4 separate regions of the Homo sapiens genome follow, and regions 1, 2 and 3 are each linked to region 4. A link is an interaction called in ENCODE POLR2A ChIA-PET data of the cell type or tissue named here. Cell type or tissue: OCI-LY7. All regions are shown on one strand.

Region 1 (5,000 bases), 440 kb before region 4:
TGGACCTAAGTTGCCATCAATGACTCCTCCATTGACCTTGACCTCATAGCCTACATGGTCCAATATGAATCCATCACGGCAAGTTCAAGGGCAGCAACAAGGTTGAGAACAGAAAGCTATGATCAGTGGGAAGTCCACCTCCATCTGCCAGACACCAGATCCCAAAGAGGGCATTGCTGCCTTCATCACCCTAGAGATGCTTGGAGCTCATCTGAAGAATGGCATCAAAGGGGCATCATTCTGTCCCTTGTGCTGATGGTCTGTGTTTGAGATGAGGGTGACCTACTCCCTTTAGATTTCCAGCATGCCATCTGCTTGTTCCCCCAGAAGGGTCTATGACAACCATGGCATCATAAAAGTACTCATGACCACTGCCTGTGCCCTCTCTGCCCATCTGGCAAGCTGTGGTGCGATGGCCATGGGACTGTTCAGAGTGTATTCAGTGGCACTGCCAAGGCTGTGGCAAGGTCATTCCTGAGCTGAACAGGAAGCTTGCTGACACAGCCTCCTATGTCCCCACCCTCAGTGTGTCTGTCCAGGATCTGACCTGCCATCTAGAAAAAGCTGTTGAGCACAGTGACATCAAGAAAATGTGATGCGGGCACCTGGGGGGTCATTGAAAGAAATTCCGGGCTACACTGAAGACCACGTTGTCGCTTGCAACTGTAACAGTGATGCCCACTTCTCCACCTGTCACACTGGGGCTGGCATTGCCCACAACCACCAGTTGGTCAAGCCTACTTCCTGGTACTGTGATGATGTTTGGCTACAACAACTGCAGGGTGGACTTCCTGGTCCACATGACCTCTGAGGACTAAGGGCTCTGGACCACCAGCAAGTGCATAAGAAGAAGAAAGGCGTTCTCTGCTCTTGGGCAGTCCCTGCCCACCTCTGTGCCAAAGCAGAGAATCTCCACCCTTGACAGTGTCCCATCCAAGGCTCCCAGAGGAGGGAAGGAGCTTAGAGAGCCCTGCCTTATCATGTGTGTTTATGATAAGGATTATCAATGAAGTCCACACCACCCTAACCATGGAGAAAGGAAGCAGAAAGGGAGGCAGAAGATCACTCTACATAGAGTTTAATACACTCACTCTCCAGTTTCTCAATTCCTCCAGGTGTCCTGGGATGAAAAGGTTAAATGCGATTGATACCAGCAGAAAACAGAAAAAAGCCTGTGTTTTTTCAAAAATCACACAATTGCCAAAGGAAAATCTCTTTGCACTTACAAATGCCTGTTTCTCGCTTGCACAGTCTTCCTGAGGTTGCTGGGGTGGGAAAGGGAGAGTATTTACAGGTCTGCGTAGTGGGGGAGGGGAACCTGTCTGCTGGGGAAGGCAGGTTGCTCAATTCAGAGGAACTGGGTGGAAGCTTGAAAAGGAGCTGGGTGAGGCAAACATGCAAATCATGCCATGGAGATTGGCAGAAAAGACGCTTGCCTCCAATTTATGGAATGCCAAGTTAATTCGAGCCCATAGGAATGTTGTTCCCATAGATTTAGATTTTTATGAATATATACATATTTATGAAAGAAAACATTTAAAGTGTTTAATTCAGTAACTTATGCAGTACTAAATGCACTCAAGTCATGGGCTTTTACGAGGAATGAGATTGTGGCTGCTTCAGAATGAGACAGTTCATTCTTGAGCCCTGTGGGAGGATGAAGAAGGAGTGATGGGGTACAGGACACCCCGCCTAGGAGCAAACCCAGGGTAGGGAAATCAGCATTGAGTGAGCACCTACTGTGTGCCAGGGGCTTTCCTTGACATTCGGCTACTGTTGTTCCATCCTTTTCTTTGAATGTGATACATGATGCGAAATATATTTCTGCATTGTTGAATGCACGTGCATGCACACACAACACATTCTCACACCTGGACCTGCAACAAAAGGGTTACACAATTCCTTCTTACTATGGGCAATACCTGCTGCCATCGTATATCATAAAATAGGCAATTCTCCTTTTCTTAATTCCAGTTATGACTCTCTAAATGAACTTCAAGACCACCACCCCCGCCCCAACCCCAGTGGTTTGGGACTTGAACAGAATTTGGCTCAGCCAGGGGGAGGGCATTAAGAGTGTTGACCTTGGACTCACACAGCTTTTGGGTTCAAGTCCCAGTTCCCTTGCCCACGGTTGTGTGACTTGAACAAGGCACTTGACCTTCGGAGCCCCGGTTTCTTCATCTGTACAACGGGGTTAATGGCATCGCGTGCTCAGAGCGCTGTTGTGAGGACTCAATGAGAGCCTGTCTATAAGCAGTTAACAAGGGCCTGGCACATAGTCAACCTCTAAGTGAATGCCAGCTGCTCTTATGACAATGACTGTCATCGTCAGCTGTAGTGTCATGGTTGAGAAGACAGACTCTGGAGCCAGACCACCTGGGTTCAGATCACAGATCCACACCGTACTTCCTGTGTGGCCCTGGGTGAGTTACTTAAGCTCTCTGTGCCTACAGCTGTTCATCTGAGGATGAGAATAGAACCTTTCTCACAGGGTACTTATGAGGATTAAAATAATTAATCCAGGTAAAGAATTTAGAAGAGAGCTTGGCACGTAATAAGCACTGGGTAAATGATGGCTATCAGCATCATCTCATTTAATCCTTTCCTGTCCTTGCAAGATAAGTATTTTCATCCTCATTGCACAGGGGGGAGCCCTGAGGCCCAGAGATCTAGGAACTTGCCTGAAGTCTCATAACTAGGAAGTGGCAGAGTTGCAAGTGCACGTTGGTCTCCTGAGCCTCCAGCGCAGAGGCTGAGGCAGGCTCAGAGCTCCACAGCCTTAGGTTGTGATGATGACGCAGCCACTGCCCTACAGAACAGGGAGTGGGCATTGGCAGGTTGACGCTGTTCCCATCAGTAGACACATTATCTAGAATTTGTCCAGGACTCTGCAGTGAGGACATTGAGTTGCATTGTTCAAGATGACGGAGCACAAAAGTACTTCCCAGTGAACTGTCCCTATGTAAAATTATCCCCGGGCAAACGTCTCTCCCAGCTTAACTCTGTCACCTTTTCGTCACCCCCTGCATATCGCCTCCCATCAATGATTGGACATTGTGTGCTGAGTGATTGGGTGTTAGGTACTTGCATCAGGAGCCCAGGTGTCATCCATCTCTCTGCTCCACCACCCTAGATGGAGCTTAGGAGATGATCGAAGTGGTTCCTTCCCCTAAAGTGTTGGGGCCAGCTGCACCTGCACTCCATGGACTGGAAGTGAGGAGGCAGGGGAGGAACATCAAAGCCATGTCATTAGAAGAAGGGAAATGGAGGTTGGATGAGCAAAGCCAGCCTGTGTCTGCCATTCTGGGGTTCTTGGGGATTGCTTTTGAGGCAGGGAAGGGAGCGGTTTTCCATCCAGGAGTGGAAATGGCACCAGCTTGATTCACTTCCTAGTTGTGCTGCTGCCTGGTCATGTGACTTGGCTCAAGCACATTCTTTCTGTCTCTTTGGCCTCAGTTTCTCCATCTGTACAATGGATGGAGAAATGGACTCTACTCTGATGTTTCAAGGTGCTATGGATTCTTTAGATGTCATTTTTCCTTAACTGCACAGAGACGAAGTGCACCCAGAAAGGGCTCCGAACTCCTCAAGAAGAAGAGTGCTGAGATGTGGCGCCTCAGATAAGCATCTGTGGTGGAGAAAGCCGCGGGCAGCACCCCTCCAAGTCTGCTCCTGCTTAAGTGGTGTCTGAAGTCACCACCTCTGCAGAACATCACCCTAATCGCTAAAACTCTTCCAATTTTTCTTTTTCTCCTGCAGGCATCACCAAATCGGCCCCCCTGAGAGTGTCCCAGCTCTTCTCCAGGTGAGTGCCATTCACTTGTCTCCTGCTCACATGCCCACCTTTTCTTCTTTCTTGGAAGGTAGAGGTTAAGAGAGAGGGCCCTGGAGCCAGATTCCCTGGATAGGAATCCCAGCCGTAGCACTTCCTAGCTGAGTGAGCTTGAGCAAGTCACTCCACCTCCCTGGGCCTGAGCCCTCCCATCTGGGAGCGGGGGACAGTCATGCTGCCTGCCCCCACGAAACCAGCAAAAGCAGGTAAAACACACTTAGAATGGGGCCTGGAGCAGAGTGTCCTCAGAGTCTTAGCTATTATTTTCTTCTTTCTTCTCTTCATTCTTTTTTTTTTTTTTATTCTTTTCTTTCTCCCCTTCCTCTGCTTTCCCATGCATAGGGAATTTCTTAATTTTTCCCTCCCTTTTTGCCACTGTCTTTCTTTCTCCTTTCCTCATTCCTTTCCTTTCCCTTCTTTTCAATCTCCCTTCTATTTTTTTTTTCTCCGAGACAGAGTCTTGCTCTGTCACCCAGGCTGGAGTGCAGTGGCGTGATCTCAGCTCACTGCAACCTCTGCCTCCCAGGTTCAAGTAATTCTGCCTCAGCCTCCCAAGTAGCTGGGATTACAGGCTCCCTTCTTTCTATCCTTATTTTTCTCTCCCTTTTTCTCTTTCCCTTCCTCTCTTCCCTCCCCTTTCGTCCCCCATCCTTTTCTCTCCACCTCTCTCTCCCTTTTCCCCTCCCTCCTTTCATCATTTCTTTACTTTATTTTAAGTTCCAGTATACACATGCAGAACATGCAGGTTTGTTACATAGGTAAACATGTGCCATGGTGGTTTGCTGCACCTGTCAACCCATCACCTAGGTATTAAATTCGACATGCATTAGCTATTCTTCCTGATGCTCTCCCTCTCCCCTACCCTTCCCTAACAGGCCACAGTGTGTGTTGTACCCCTCCCTGTGTCCATGTGTTCTCATTGTTCAGCTCTCACTTGTAAGTGAGAACATGCAGTGTTTGGTTTTCTGTTCCTGCATTAGTTTGCTGAGGATAAGGGTTTCCAGCTTCATCTGTATCCCTGCAAAGGACATGATCTTGTTCCTTTTTATGGCTGCATAGTATTCTATGGTGTATCTGTACCACAATTTCTTTACCCAGTCTATCATTGATGGGCATTTGGGATGATTCCATGTCTTGGCTGTTGTAAATTGTGCTGCAATGAACA
Region 2 (5,000 bases), 78 kb after region 4:
CAGCAAAAGAGGTTTGAAAAACCGGGACTATGAATGATATAATGTATATTAAGCATTTAACACTGCCCAGGGACAGACACACAAATAGTAACTTTTAATAGCTATATATATATATTTAAAAAAAATTTTTTTTTTTGAGATGGAGTCTCGCTCTGTTGCCCACCTGGAGTGCAGTGGCACGATCTCCGCTCACCACAACCTCCGCCTCCTGAGTTCAAACAATTCTCCTGCCTCAGCCTCCCCAGTAGCTGGGACTACAGGCGCGCACCACCATGCCTGGTTAATTTTGGTATTTTTAGTAGAGATGGGGTTTCACTGTCTTAGTCTTGAACTCCTGATGTCGTGATCCACCCCCCTCGGCCTCCCAAAGTCCAAAGTGCTGGAAATACAGGCATGAGCCACCACACCCGAGCTTTTTCTTTCTTTCTTTTTTTTTTTTTTTTTTCTTTTTTTTAAGACAGGTCACTGGGTCACTCTGTTACCCAGGCTGGGGTACAGTGGCATGATCTCGGCTCACTGCAGTCTGCCTTCTGGGTTTAAGCGATTCTTATGCCTCAGCGTACTGAGTAGCTGGGACTAGAGGCATGCACCACCACTCCCAGCTAATTTTTTATTTTTTAGTAGAGACGGGATTTCACTATGTTGGCTGGTCTTGAACTTCTGGCCTCAAGTGGTCCGCCCACCTCAGCTTCCCAATGTGTTAGGATTACAGGCGTGAGCCACTGCCCTCAGCCTTAATACCAATATTATCATCAATCAATAAGTGGTAGCTTTTCTGTGGTATATCCAGACAATGGCATATTATTCAGTACTAAAAAGAAATGTGCTATCAATTCATGAAGAGATGTGAAGAAAACTTTAAGTTTTCACTTAGTGAAAGAAGCCAATTTGGAAAGGCCACATACTGTGTGATTCTAACTATGTGACATCTTAGAAAAGGCAAAATTTTGGAAACACTAGAAAGATCAGTGGTTGCCAGGAGTTAGTGGGGAGGAAAGAATGAGTAGACAGAGCACAGTACTCAGGGTAGTGAAACTACTCTGTATGATAGATACTATAATGGTAGATACATGTTGTTATAAATTGTTCCAAACTCATAAAATGCACGATACCAGGAGTAAACTCTAATGTGAACTACACACTCTGGATGATAATGATGCCTCAGTGTAGGTACAAATGTATCAAGATGGTGGGGGGATGGTGATAGGGGAGGCTACACATGGGTTTGGGCAGGAGGTATATGGCAAATCTCTGTATCTTCTGTTCAATATTGCTGTGAACCTAAAACGCCTCTAACAAAATAAAGTGTTAAAAAATAAATGGCAGCTTTTATCTTTTCTACCCAGGAATAGGAACTGAAATATAGATCAGGACACAGGGAAGAGAATTTTATTGGAATAAGAGGGTAGAAGACAGAGCAAGGGTCTAGACTATCAAGCAACTGACATATAAATAAGATACACACATAGAATTAGAAAGATGGTGGTTGAAATGAAAATTAATAGTCAGATTATGAAAATCTTTGGGAGCTCCATGTGAAGTTTAGTTTCGAATTTTAGACAATAAAAAACAAAGGTTCCAAGCAGTCAAGCAGGCTGGGTGCAGTGGCTCAAGCCTGTAATCCCAGCACTTTGGGAGGCCGAGGCAGGCATATCATTTGAGGTCAGGAGTTCAAGACTAGCCTGGCCAACATGGTAAAACCCTGTCTCTACAAAAAAGTACAAAAATAAAATTAGCCAGGCATAGTGGCACACACCTGTAGTCCAAGCTGCTCGGGAGGCTGAGGTGGGAAAATTGCTTGAACTGAGGAGGCAGAGATTGAGCCAAGATCACGCCACTGCCCTCTAGCCTGGGCAAGAGTGAGACCCTGTCTTAAAAAAAAAAAAAAAAAAATTTGCTGGGTGCAGTGACTCACATCTATAATCCCAGCACTTTGAGAGGCCTAGACGGATGAATCACTTGAAGTTAGGAGTTTGAGACCAGCCAGCATGGTGAAACCTCATCTCTACTAAAAATACAAAAATTAGCCAGTCGTGGTGGCACATGCCAGTAATCCCAGCTACTCGGGAGGCTGAGGCAGGAGAATTGCTTGAACCTTGGAGGTGGAGGTTGCCATGAGCTGAGATAGCACCACTGCACTCCAGCCTGGGTGACAGCGAGACTCCGTCTCCTCCCCAAAAAAATTACCTTATAATATTTTTTACTATAACGAAACAGTACAGAGTAAAAAGAGATGAGAAAGAGAAGAAACTGAAGCAGCAGTTAATTCCCTTTAGATCTATTCCATCTTCTTCAAGTATTCGCTAATAATCCCAGTTGAAAAGGACTTTTCTTCCTCTGAACTTGTGAACCACCTGCTTATGTTGATGCAATTACATTTTCTTCTTTTTTTCTTTTTTCTTTTTCTTTTTTTTTTTTTTTTTGAGAAGGAGTCTTGCTCTGTCGCCCAGGCTGGAGTGCAGTGGTACGATCTTGGCTCACTACAACCTCTGCCTTCCGGGTTCAAGTGATTCTCCTGCCTCAGCCTCCCTAGTAGCTGGGATTACAGGTGCTCGCTACTACACCTGGCTAATTTTTGTATTTTTAGTAGAGACGGGTTTTTGCCATGTTGGCCAGGCTGTTCTCGAACTCCTAACCTCAGGTGATCTGCCTGCCTCGGCCTCCCAAAGTGCTGAGATTACAGGCGTGAGCCACCACGCCTGGCCAATTACATTTATTTTTCAACTAGATTATAAACTCCTAGATCACAAAGGGATTCTAACAGTCACATTACTTAGCACAATTCTTTGAAAAACAGTGGTACTGAATAAAAACATTTAAATGATGTAAAGAAGGATCGTCCAGTCCTAGGGCAATTTAGAAAACATGGAATGTACTCTAAGGCTGATATGATTTTCCTGGGACAACTCTGTGAGGGAGACACAGGTCCCAAGCAAATCCCTAGGAATATTTAATTTTAACTCCATTTCCAGGTAGAAAAACTGACTCGAGGGTTGAATTCTAAAAACTTTCACATCCAGGCCAGCCATGATGGCTCACACCTGTAATCCTAATACTCTGGGAGGTCGAGGTGGGAGAATTGCTTGAGTCCAGGAGTTCATTACAAGTCTGGGCAACATAGGGAGACCCCGTCTCTGCCAAAAAAAAAAAATTAGCTGGGCATGGTGGTGCGCACCTGTAATCCCAGCCACTCAGGAGACTGAGGTGGGAGGATCGCTTAAGTCCAGGAGTTCCAGGCTGCAATGAGCCATGATTTCACCACTGTACTCCAGCCTGAGAAACAGAGGGAGACCCTGCCTCAAAATAAATAAATTAAATTGGGGGAAAAAAAAAGAAACATAATTGAAAAAAATAATAGAGGATTTTCTTTTTCTGTTTTTTTTTTTTTTTTGAGACAGAGTTTCGCTCTTGTTGCCTGCCCAGGCTGCAGTGCAATGGCATGATCTCGGCTCACTGCAACCTCCACCTCCCGGGTTTTCAAGAGATTCTCCTGCCTCAGCCTCCCGAGTAGCTGGGATTACAGGCATGCACCACTAAGCCTGGCTACTTTTGTATTTTTAGTAGAGATGGGGTTTCACCATGTTGGTCAGGCTCGTCTCGAACTCCTGACCTCAGGTGATCTACCTGCCTCGGCCTCCCAAAATGCTGGGATTACAGGGGTGAGCCACCATGCCTGGCCAATAGAGGATTTTTAAAGCTTATAAAAGGATTACTCCTTACCTTCAAGAAATAGACAATTTGAATCCACGCTACCAATCAAGAAGTACTGACTCACATGCACACGAACAATTAAGATTCATCTAAGAAATGACTGGTGCGGTGGCTCACGCCTGTAACTCCAGCACTTTGTGAGGCCGAGGTGGGTGGATCACTTGAGGTCAGGAGTTTGCAACCAACCTGGCCAACATGGTGAAACCTCATCTCTACTAAAAATACAAAAATTAGGTGGGCGTGGTGACGGGCACCTGTAATCCCAGCTACTCAGGAGGCCGAGGCAGGAGAATCGCTTGAACCTGGGAAGTGGAGGTTGCAGTGAGCCGAGATTGTGCCACTGCACTCCACACTGGGTGACAGAGCGAGACTCCATCTCAAAAAAAAAAAAGAAAAAGCCAGGCACGGTGGGTCACGCCTGTAATCTCAGCACTTTGGGAGGCCGAGGCGGGTGGATCACTTGAGGTCAGAAGATCAAGACCACCCTGGCTAACATGGTGAAATGCTGTCTCTACTAAAAATATGAAAAGCCAGGCGTGGTGGCGTGTGCCTGTAGTCCCAGTTACTCAGGAGGCTGAGGCCGGAGAATTGCTTGAACCTGGGAGGCCGAGACTACAGTGAGTCAAGACTGCACCATTGTACTCCAGCCTGGGTGACAGAGCGAGACTCCATCTCAAAAAAAAAAAATGATATTTTTAGTTTTGGTGTTCTGGTAATTTACCTACATTAGATGGTACCTGAGATGGGCCCAACAACTAGACTAGAAAGCAGTGGAGAAACAAGGGAGAAGATGGAGAAAAAACAGTATGTCTGAAACCAAGGGAAATTAGTCTGAAAGACTGATAAAAAGACGGTGATTAAGAACTGAATATCAGGTTAAGAAATTTGGAGCCAGGCATGGTGGCACACACCTGTAATTCTAGCACTTTGTGAGGCCCACTTGGGAGGATTGCCTGAGACCAGGAGTTCAAGACCAGCTTGGGCAATGTGGCAAAACTCTTGTCTCCACAGAAAATTTTTTTTTTTGAGAGAGTCTCGCTGTGTTGCTCAAGCTGGAGTGCAATGGCACAATCTCGCTCACTGCAACCTCTGCCTCCCAGGTTCAAGAGATTCTCCTGCCTCAGCCTCCCAAGTAGCTGGGACTATATAGATGCCCACCACCACGCCTGGCTAATATTTGTATTTTTAGTAGAACCGGGGTTTCACCATGTTGGTCAGGCTGGTCTCGAACTCCTGACCTTGTGATCCGCCGGCTTCAGCCTCCCAATGTGCTGGGATTACAGGTGTGA
Region 3 (5,000 bases), 98 kb after region 4:
CTCTGCCTTATCGCAAGGATAGAGGGCTCTCTGTATCCCAGGTTCTTGCCCTAGTGTGCTGGAAAGATCGGATCACACACGGACTTGGAGAATGAGTGCAAGGTTTTTTTGCTTTTTTTTTTTGAGACCGAGTCTCACTCTGTTGCCAGGCTGGGGTGCAGTGGCGCAATCTCGGCTCACTGCAGCCTCCTCCTCCCAGGTTCAAGTGACTCTCCTGCCTCAGCCTCCCGAGTAGCTGGGATTACAGGCATGCACCACCACATCTGGCTAATTTTTGTATTTTTAATAGAGATGAGGTTTCACCATGTTGGCCAAGATGGTCTTGATCTCCTGACCTTGTGATCCGCCCATCTCAGCCTCCCAAAGTGCTGGGATTACAGGTATGAGCCACTGCGCCCGGCCGAGTGCAAGGTTTTATTGAATGGTGGAAGTAGCTCTCAGCAGATGGATGGGGAGCCATAAGAGGGATGGAGAGGGAAGGTGATCTTCCCCTGGAGCTGGGCTGCCCAGCAGCTGGACTCTACTCCGACCACCCCCTATCAAATTCTGCATCAACTTAAATGTAGATGGCTGGCTGGCGCTGCTGGTGTCTGTCAGTGTGCTGTTCTGCTCCTCTGTTCCTCTCGATGTCCAGCCGCTTGTGTGTGTGTCTGCTTAAGGTCCTGGGCTTATATGAGCACAAGATAGGGGGGCATGGCAGGCCAAAAGGCAACTTTTTGGGTGCGTAAACAGAAATGCTTGTTCTCACTTAGGTCCGTGAGCACAGGCCCGAGGGTGGAGCACTCACCATGTACCCTACTCATCTCTACCCAGCACTTACTTCCCTGCCCTTCTCCCATATCAAGACTACAGGTGTGCACCTACATGCCCAGCTAATATGATAAAATTTTTTTGTAGAGAGTGTCTTGCCACATTGTCCACACCTCAAGTGATCCTCCTTCCTTGGCCTCCCAAAGTGTTGGAATTACTGGCATGAGCCCCCTATCCGGCCAGTGAATGTTAATGCTTACCTGGTATATGCAAAGCATCCTAGGAGATAGAAAGTTTTGCAAGAAAAGGTCCCTGCCCAAAAAGGAGCTTATTTTTTGGTGCAGACAATATATCCTATACACATTTTGTCTCCTTTACAGGAAAATAATGTATTATCATTTACTGCAAAACAAATTGTTGTCATGCCTTTGTCATTCTAAAGCTTGTAGGGGCTCTTTGCCTCTTTATTAAGTGATGATTGATATCTGTGCTTTGAGTTCTTATTTATTTGTTTTTAAAATAGAGATGAGTCTCACTTTGTTGCCCAGGCTGATCCCAAACTCCTGGTTTCAAGCCATCCTCCTGCATGGGCCTCCTAAAATGCTGGGATTACAGGTATGAAGCCATTGTGCCCAGCCTCACTGTTTTTTTCTTTTTTTTTTTTTTTTTTGAGACAGTCTTGCTTTTTCACTCAGGCTGGAGTGCAGTAGTGCAATCTCGGCTCACTGCAACCTCCGCCTCCTGGATTCAAGCAATTCTCCTGCCTCAGCCTCCTGAGTAGCTGGGATTACAGGTGTGCGCCACCATGCCCGGCTAATTTTTTTTTTTTGTATTTTTAGTAGAGACGGGGTTTCACCATGTTGGTCAGGCTGGTCTCAAACTCCTGACCTTGTGATCCATCCACCTCGGCCTCCTAAAGTGCTGGGATTACAGGCGTGAGCCACCGCGCCCGGCCTGTTTTGTTTTAAGCAAAGAAGTTCTTCATATTTATAGATGCTGTCTGGTTTAGAGGATATGCTATCTATCCATATACAACTGAGTTCTCTACATTTCCTTGGTCTGGAAGGGACTAAATCTTTTAGACAAGGAGAAGGAAAGTTGGTAAAAGTAGTGCTTTTCAGTTACGTTCTTTACTTGTAGCGTTGTAAAGAACTTATCAGAGAAGTAAATTGAGTGTAATTTACTTTTGCCTGTGGTCATCACTTCTACCTCTTAATGGAGTGTTTTTCTATAGAAAGGTTATAGAATGTAACTCAAACTTTTATTTTTGTGATAATCGGCGGGGGTGGGGGGGGGAAGTGTTGGGAAAACAGGTGTGAGCCATTGCACCTGTTCTATTTTATATTCTGCTAGGAAAGAAAATGTAAAACTGCCAAATTAGCTAGTTCAACAAATGACCACCTATAAAAACCAAGGGGTTTACATAGGGTTTTTTTTTTTTTTGAGATGGAGTCTTGCTCTGTCGCCCAAGCTGGAGTGCAGGTGGCACGATCTCAGCTCACTGGAACCTCTGCCTCCCAGGTTCAAGTGATTCTCCTGCCTCAGCCTCCTGAGTATCTGGGACTACAGGTCCTTGTCACCACACCCGGCTAATTTTTTCTACTTTTAGTAGAGATTGGGTTTCACTGTGTTAGCCAGGATGGTCTTGATCTCCTGACCTGGTTGTGATCTGCCCGCCTCGGCCTCCCAAAGTGCTAGGATTACAGGCATGAGCCACTGTGCCTGGCTGTTTGTTTGTTTGTTTGAGACAGAGCTTTGCTCTTTCTCCTAGGCTGGAGTGAAGTGGCTCAATCTTGGCTTACTGCAACCTCCACCTCCTGGGTTCAAGTGATTCTCCTGTCTCAGCTTCCTGAGTATCTGGGATTACAGGTGCCTGCCACCATGCCTGGCTAATTTTTGTATTTTTAGTAGAGACAGGGTTTCACTATGTTGGCCAGGCTGGTCTTGAACTCCTGACTTCAGGTGATCCACCCACCTTGGCCTCCCAAAGTGCTAGGATTACAGGCATGAACCACCGCGCCTGGACTAATAGGTTTTTAAGCTCTAACTTTGGGGGAAAAAAACCCAAGATGATTAAAAATGTCCCATTTAGATGATCTTTAGTTGACTTGACACAAGTCTTTTGGTCTGGACTGCTATAGTAATTCACGATGTGGTTTTTTTAGGCACTGCGTTAGAAGCGAAGAATAATATTAATTTATTTGGGGTAGAGAGTAGTGGTGAACCTGACTTGTAACATTCTGTTTAAGAGAGTCTGATGTTCCAGTCTGTAACTGCAATTGGAAGAGCTTTGGAAAAATGATTTGTGGACACATAAGATACTTTTTAAAAACATAATTTTCTCTGCCTCCTTAAAGAAGTTTGTGTTTCTTAAATAACCAGCATTATTACTATTCTTTTTTTTTTTTCTTGAGACACCTGTCACCCAGGCTAGAGTGCAGTGGTGTGACCTCAGCTCACTGCAACCTCTGCCTCCCGGGTTCAAGTAATTCTCCTGCCTCAGCCTCCTGAGTAGCTGGGATTACAAGATTACAGGCGTGTGCCACCATGCCAGTCTAATTTTTGTAATTTTAGTAGAGACAGGGTTTCCCCATGTTGGCCAGGCTGGTCTCGAACTCCTGACCTCATGATCCTCCCACCTTGGCCTCCCAAAGTGTTGGGATTTCAGGCGTAAGCCACTGTGCCCAGCCACTATTCTTCTCTTTCAGATGAATCTAAAAGATGTTTAGTTTTCAGAAACTGGAGAAGATGTTATATTCTCACTTTTCCCTGTTAAGTTTCAGCATCTGTTCTGGCTGTTTTACTTTTTCTCAAACCTTTTATTTAGAACAAAAACTTGGATGAATTGATTTCAAGACTTCACTTTGCCTTTGGGTAAGGTTTTCCTTAGTGGTTTGCCTGAGTTGTGTTTTAGTATCTTTCTTGGGTTGCTTAGCTTTTTCAGCCTTTGGGACAATCTGTTGACTTAGTTGTGAATTTTAGCTTTTCATTTCTTGTGCCATAGAATTTGTATGTGCTGCCAGGCATGGTGGCATGTTCCTGTAGTCCCAGCTACTTGATAAGGTGGCTTGATAAGCTACTTGATAAGGTGGTAGGAGGTAGCTTGATCCCAAGAGTTTGAGGCTGCAGTGAGCTCTGGTCATACCATCGTACTATATGTAGCCTGGGTGACAACGATACCCTGTCTCCAGGAAAAAATAAAATAAAAGTTATGCTAATAGAACATAAACTATTTGAGGACTGGGAGGTATCTGTTTTGTTTACTGCTATATCCTTAGTGCTCAGAATGGTGGCAGACACATAGTAGGTACTCAAATATTTGCTGAATAAATTTAGAGTAGCAGTAGCAGGTTTTTATTTATTGAGCACACACTGAATGGCAAAGTGCTAAGCTCTTTGAATGGATTTGGTGGTTTTTCCATTTTATAGCTTGTTTTCTGTTCATATGATAGTTTATGAATGGGTGTGAGGGAGGAAGGAGGAGATGAAGCCAGCGTTGTTGAGGATGCTGCTAGCTATTACCAAATTTCATCAAGTTTAAGATACCATCAATTATAGAACACAACATTATTTTACGTATTACTAGGTCTCAAACTCCTGGCCTCAAGTGATCCGCCTGCCTTGGCCCCCCAAAGTGTTGGGATTACAGGTGTGAGCCACCGCACCCGGCCTATTTTATGTACTACTGGGAAAGAAAATGTAAAACTTTCAAATAAATAATTGGATACTGCCAATAACATGACATATTCTGATTTTAAAGATGTAAAAATATGAACAAACCCCAAAATATTTAAGGGATACTAGTTTTACATAAACTCTCATTTAACAATCATGAAACCTTCTAGAGTTGGATATTACTATCTTCATTTGAGAGAGGAGGAAATTGAAGCTCATGGGTTAATTACATAAGCTCTCCAGTAGAGGATCCAGATTGAGGTCTCTCAGATTTCGGAGGCCATGCCCTTTTTACCACCCTACATTGCCTTAGGAGTCAAGGAAATAAAATAGTACATTGGCCTGTATGTCAACTTTGGCTTGAAGATAGTCAACTTTGGCTTGGAGATACTTAGTTGGCATGGCTTTAAACATTTTCTTTGAAATGGATTTTTCCTATTTTTCCTTAAAATCAAATATCTTGGCTGGGGCGCGGTGGCTTACACTTGTAATCCCAGCACTTTGGGAGGCCGATGAGGGTGGATCATCTGAGGTCAGGAGTTCGAGACCAGCCTGGCTAACATAGTGAAACCCCC
Region 4 (5,000 bases):
GTCTTTACAAAAAAATAAAAAAAACTAGCCAGGTGCAGTAGCATGCCAGTGGTTCCAACAGCTGGGGAGACTGAGGAGGGAGGATCACCTGAGCTCAGGAAATCGAGGCTGCAATGAGCCATGATCATGTCATTGCATTCCAGCCTGGGCAACAGCAAGAACCTGTTTCAAAAAAAGAGAAAAGGCAAAAATTTTTTTTTCTTGAGACAGAGTCTCACTCTGTTGCTCAGGGTGGAGTACAGTGGTGCGATCTTGGCTCACTGTAACCTCCACCTTCCAGGTTTGAGTGATTCTCCTGCCTCAGCCTCCCAAGTAGCTGAGAATACAGGTGTGTGCCACCAGGCTTGGCTAATATTTGTATTTTTAGTAGAGATGGAGTTTCACCATGTTGACCAGGCTGGTCTTGAACTCCTGACTTCAGGTGATCTGCCCACCTCGGCCTCCCATAGTGTTGGGGTTACAGGCATGAGCCACTGTGCCCAGCCAGAAAAGACAAATCTATTTTTTTGTTTGTTTGTTCTTTTTTTGAGTTGGAGTCTTGCTCTGTCGCCCAGGCCGGAGTGCCGTGGCGCCATCTCGGCTCACTGCAACCTCCACCTCTCGGGTTCATGCCATTCTCCTGCCTCAGCCTCCCGAGTAGCTGGGATTACAGGCACGTGCCACCACACCCGGCTAATTTTTGTATTTTTAGTAGAGAAGGGGTTTCGCCTTATTGGCCAGGCTGGTCTCGAACTCCTGACTTCGTGATCCACCCGCCTCAGCCTCCCAAAGTGCTGGGATTACAGGCATGAGCCATCGCGCCCAGCCAGAAGAGACAAATCTATTAAGGCAAAAAGTACATTAGTGGTTGCCTGGAGCTGGGAGTGGGATCAGAGATTAAGGATAAGCAGGCCTGAGAGTTCCTGCTGGGGTGATGAAAAAGCTGCATTATATTAAAAATTTACTAAAAATAATCGAATTACACAAACAAAAGCAGTAGATTTCATGGCATGTAAATTACATAGCAATAAAACTGTCTTTTAAAAAAGAGAGGAAGAAAAGAAGAAGCAAAAGAAAAGAGGCCGGGCACAGTGGCTCATGCCTGTGATCCCAACACTTTGGGAGGCCAAGGCGGGTGGATCACCTGAGGTCAGGAGTTCGAGACCAGCCTGGCTAACACGGCAAAACCTTGTCTCTACTAAAAATACGAAAGTTAGCTGGGTGCTGTGGCGTGCGAGTGTAGTCCCAGCTACTTGGGAGGTTGAGGCAGGAGAACCGTTTGAACCCAGGAGGCAGAGGTTGCAGTGAGCCGAGATCACACCACTGCACTCCAGCCTGGGCAACAGAGCAAGACTCCGTCTCAAAAAAAAAAGAGAGAGAGAGAAAAAAAAAAAAAAAAGAGGAAGAGGAAGCGGAAGAATAACCACCCAAACCAATCGGTCTGCAGGGCTTGGGATTCAGCTTTTAAAAATTACATACATTTGCCCAACTCCAATCTTCCAGTTGTTCCCACTCTCCACAATTTCTTGAAGATTACTGCCTGCATTTCCTCGGTCACATGTGCCAATTATTTCAGTCCTCTGGAATGTCATTCATCAGGTTTAGAAACTTTTCGACAAGGTGAATATGGTAACGAAGTCCAAGAGTTGGATGTTTTCCCGCCCTTCTGAACCTCTTCCCTTCGCATACTCTTCTCCTCTGATGACTTCTCCTTTAGTCCGTGTTTACATTTTGTGATTTCTTAGACGTGAGCTCCTAGGCAACAGAAAGAGCTGGGGTAGTTGCGTGCACAGTGAGATGCACCTTAGGAAACTGTGGGCTTCTGGGGTGGCCTTCCCCTAAGTTCCCTGTGTGACTGTTGTAGATGTTTGTAGCTCAGTCTACCTAGCAACCCCTCCTCCTTCTGGAAACAGCTCTAGGTTTCCTGGGTGGGGTTTCCTTCTCCCCCTTGGTGTCTGTGGTCCTGGTGAGGCAGACCGCCACCCATGGGCTCCAGGAATAAGCAGGCGACTCAGGTCAATCCGGACACCAACATAGCTCAGCTCTGGCTGTGGTGATTGGCTGAAAGATGGACATGTGACCTAAGAGAGTCCAGTGAAAGTCAGTTCTGAGATGTTTTCTAGAAATACTGGAAAAGAGATGTTCTTTTTCTACCATGATTGCTTTGTGGTGGGATGTAAGGTTGACTGCTGTGAGCCTCGCTGGGCCACCATATGGGAAATTACCAAGAATGAAGCATTTACCTTTCCTATAGTCCCTGAAAAAAAAAAATAAAAATAAAAATGAAAATAAAAATAAAAATGAAGCTAACACAGGCCGGGCACTGTGGCTCATGCCTGTAATCCCAGCACTTTGGGAGGCCGAGGTGGGCACATCACCCGAGGTCAGGAGTTCGAGACCAGCCTGGCCAACATGGTGAAACCCCGTCTCTACTAAAAAAATTACAAAAATTAGCCAGGCGTGCTGGCATGTGCCTGTAATCCCAGCTACTCAGGAAGCTGAGGTAGGAGAATTGCTTGAACCCTGGAGGTGGAGGTTGCAGTGAGCTGAGATGGTGCCACTGCCCTCCAGCCTGGGCGACAGAGTGAGATCCGTCTCAAAAAAAAAAAAAAAAAAGTTAAATAAAGGAAATGGATCAGGAAATAGAGACAGCCAGACGCAGTGGCTCACGCCTGTAATCTCAGCACTTTGGGAGGCCGAGGCGGGTGGATTGATTGAGACCAGGAGTTTGAGACCAGCCTGGCCAACATGGTGAAACCATACAAAATTAACTGGGCGTGGTGGTGCATGCCTTTAATCCCAGCTACTAAAGAGGCTGAAGCAGAAGAATTGCTTGAACCCGAGAGATGGAGGTTGCAGTGAGCTGAGATCGCATCACTGCACTCCAGCCTGGGCTACAGAGCGAGACTCTGTCTCAAAAAAAAAAAAAAAAAAAAAGAAGCTAACACAAAGGAAATGAATCAAGAAATAGGGAAACAGTACTGATCTCACTGTGTGAGCCTCTGGGTCCATCCATACCTAAAGCTGGTACAAGCTGTACCCTTGCTATCAGGTGAGCCTGTGAATTCTCTTTTCATAACCAATTTGATCGTGATTTTTGTCACTTGTTGGCAAGAATAACACAGTGTCTGGCCAGGTGCGATGGCTCACATCTGTAATTCTAGCACTTTGGGAGGCCAAGGGCGAGGGATCACTGGAGGTCAGGAGTTTGAGACCAGCCTGGCCAACATGGTGAAACCCCATTGCTACAAAAATACCAAAATTAGCTGGGTGTGGTGGCAGGCACCTGTAGTTCCAGCTACTCGGGAGGCTGAGGCAGGAGAATCGCTTGAACCCGGGAAGTGGAGGTTGCAGTGAGCCGAGATCATGCCACTGTGCTCTAGCCTGGATGACAGAGTGAGACTCTGTCTCAAAAATAAATAAATAAATACATAAATAAAATAAAATAAAAATAAAATAATGAATAAAATTTTTAAAAATGTAAAAAAACCCATCCAGGAATGGCCAGTTATTTCCCAACATCCATTTTTTGCCCTTCTTCACATTAAGAGAGTCCAATTTTTTCTCTTTTTTTTTGTGAGGGGACAGGGTCTCAGTGTGTTACCGAGGCTGGAGTGCAGTGGAACAATCACAGTTCACTGCAGTCTCGACCTCCTGGACTCAAGCCATCCTCCCACCTCAGCCTCTCAAGTAGCTGGGACCAGAGACACGTGCCACCACACCTGGCTAAATTTTTTTTCTTTTCTTTTTTTTTTTTGTAGAAACGGTCTCACTATGCTGCCCAGGCTGTTCTTGAACTCCTGGACTCAAGTGGTCCTCTTGTCTCAGCCTCCCAAAGGGCTGGAATGATAGGCATGAGCCACTGTGCTTGGCCAGATTCCAATTTTTATTCTAGCACGTTGCCACCTAGAACTTAGAATAAAGGTTAAATTTCCCGGTTTCCTTTGCAGTTAGGTATAGATGAAAAAGTAGTGTCACTTTATAGCTTAGTCATATGTCTAAGTTCTGGCCAATGAGATGTAAGTTGACATGAGTGGAGGCTCCCAGAAAGGAAAGGGTGCACCCTTTTCTCCCTTCCCGCTTCCTGCTGCCAGGAATGCAGATTTGATGGATGGCATTCCAGCCACTATCTTGAGTCATGTGGATTTAAGAATGGAAGCAGACAGACAGAAACAAGGTTTCTGGGGAAAGAGGACCCACCATGCCAGCCTTGGAGAACTAATCTATAGACTTCTTTTACATGAGAAGAGAAATAAACTTTTATCTCATTGAAGCCACCAATCTGTCCTGTCTCTGTTACTATATCCAAAGTTGAGTCTGATTGACAGTGCCATGTTCCTCACACCCTGGCCACATGTTGTATTATCAGTTATTTTTTCATTTAGCCTATCTGACAGGTGAAAAAGTAGTGTCACTTCATAGTTGTAAATTCATTTCTGATAAGAGCTGATCTTATTTTTGTAGATTTTGAGCCATTTGTGGGATTTTGGGTCTGTGAACCATCTTCCCTCCCTTCCCCTCCTCTTCTCTCCCCTCCCCTCTCCTCTCGTCTTTCTTTTCTCTCCCTGTCTCTCTCTCTCCCTTTCTTTCTTCCTTTTTTTTTTTTTTTTCCAGACAGGGTCTGGCTCTTTCACCCAGGCTGCAGTGCAGTGCTGCAATTATGAATCACTGCAGCCTCCACCTCTCTAGGCTTAAGCAATCCTCCCATTTCAGCCTCCCAAGTAGCTGAGACTATAGGTGTGCGCCACCATGCCCAGCTAACTTTTTTAGGGATGGTGTCTTGCCGTGTTGCCCAGGCTGGTCTCAAACGGCTGGGCTTAAGCAAGCCTCCAGCCATGGCCTCCCCAAGTGCTGGGATTACAGGCCCCATTTCTTTCTTTCTCTCTTTTTTTTTTTTTTTTTTTTTTTTGAGATGGAGTCTTGCTCTGTCGCCCAGGCTGGAGTGCAGTGGTGCGATCTCGGCTCACTGCAAGCTCCGCCTCTGGGGTTCACGCCATTCTCCTGCCTCAGCCTTCCAAGTA

The links. Peaks named below come from ENCODE experiments on the same cell type or tissue, not always from the same donor. Only the 100,000 strongest peaks of a DNase experiment are listed, where the experiment ranks them.
Region 1: POLR2A ChIA-PET joins it to region 4 with 7 read pairs; 2 of 35 experiments call an interaction of 5 or more read pairs at or near these places.
Region 2: POLR2A ChIA-PET joins it to region 4 with 5 read pairs; 18 of 35 experiments call an interaction of 5 or more read pairs at or near these places.
Region 3: POLR2A ChIA-PET joins it to region 4 with 5 read pairs; 7 of 35 experiments call an interaction of 5 or more read pairs at or near these places.

Annotation. Positions count from the first base shown.
Region 1 is chr20:46,997,666-47,002,665 of GRCh38, forward strand. It overlaps EYA2 (EYA transcriptional coactivator and phosphatase 2), which reads left to right. Exons shown (of 16, transcript NM_005244.5): 3 at 3,763-3,808. It also overlaps the pseudogene GAPDHP54. Among named protein-coding and RNA genes, the nearest start is that of EYA2-AS1, 98 kb to the left of the region's middle. In OCI-LY7, a CTCF peak has its summit at 2,648; a DNase peak (open chromatin) is centred at 2,366; H3K4me3 peaks cover 874 bases; H3K27ac peaks cover 1,907 bases.
Region 2 is chr20:47,515,046-47,520,045 of GRCh38, forward strand. All of the region lies in intron 1 of NCOA3 (nuclear receptor coactivator 3), which reads left to right. Among named protein-coding and RNA genes, the nearest start is that of NCOA3, 16 kb to the left of the region's middle. In OCI-LY7, no CTCF peak of the experiment used is centred here; no DNase peak of the experiment used is centred here.
Region 3 is chr20:47,535,404-47,540,403 of GRCh38, forward strand. The region is part of intron 1 of NCOA3 (nuclear receptor coactivator 3); the gene reads left to right. Among named protein-coding and RNA genes, the nearest start is that of NCOA3, 36 kb to the left of the region's middle. In OCI-LY7, a CTCF peak has its summit at 36; a DNase peak (open chromatin) is centred at 2,198.
Region 4 is chr20:47,437,276-47,442,275 of GRCh38, forward strand. No RefSeq gene overlaps it. Among named protein-coding and RNA genes, the nearest start is that of LINC01754, 28 kb to the left of the region's middle. In OCI-LY7, no CTCF peak of the experiment used is centred here; DNase peaks (open chromatin) are centred at 1,426, 2,036 and 2,986; H3K4me3 peaks cover 1,364 bases; H3K27ac peaks cover 4,252 bases.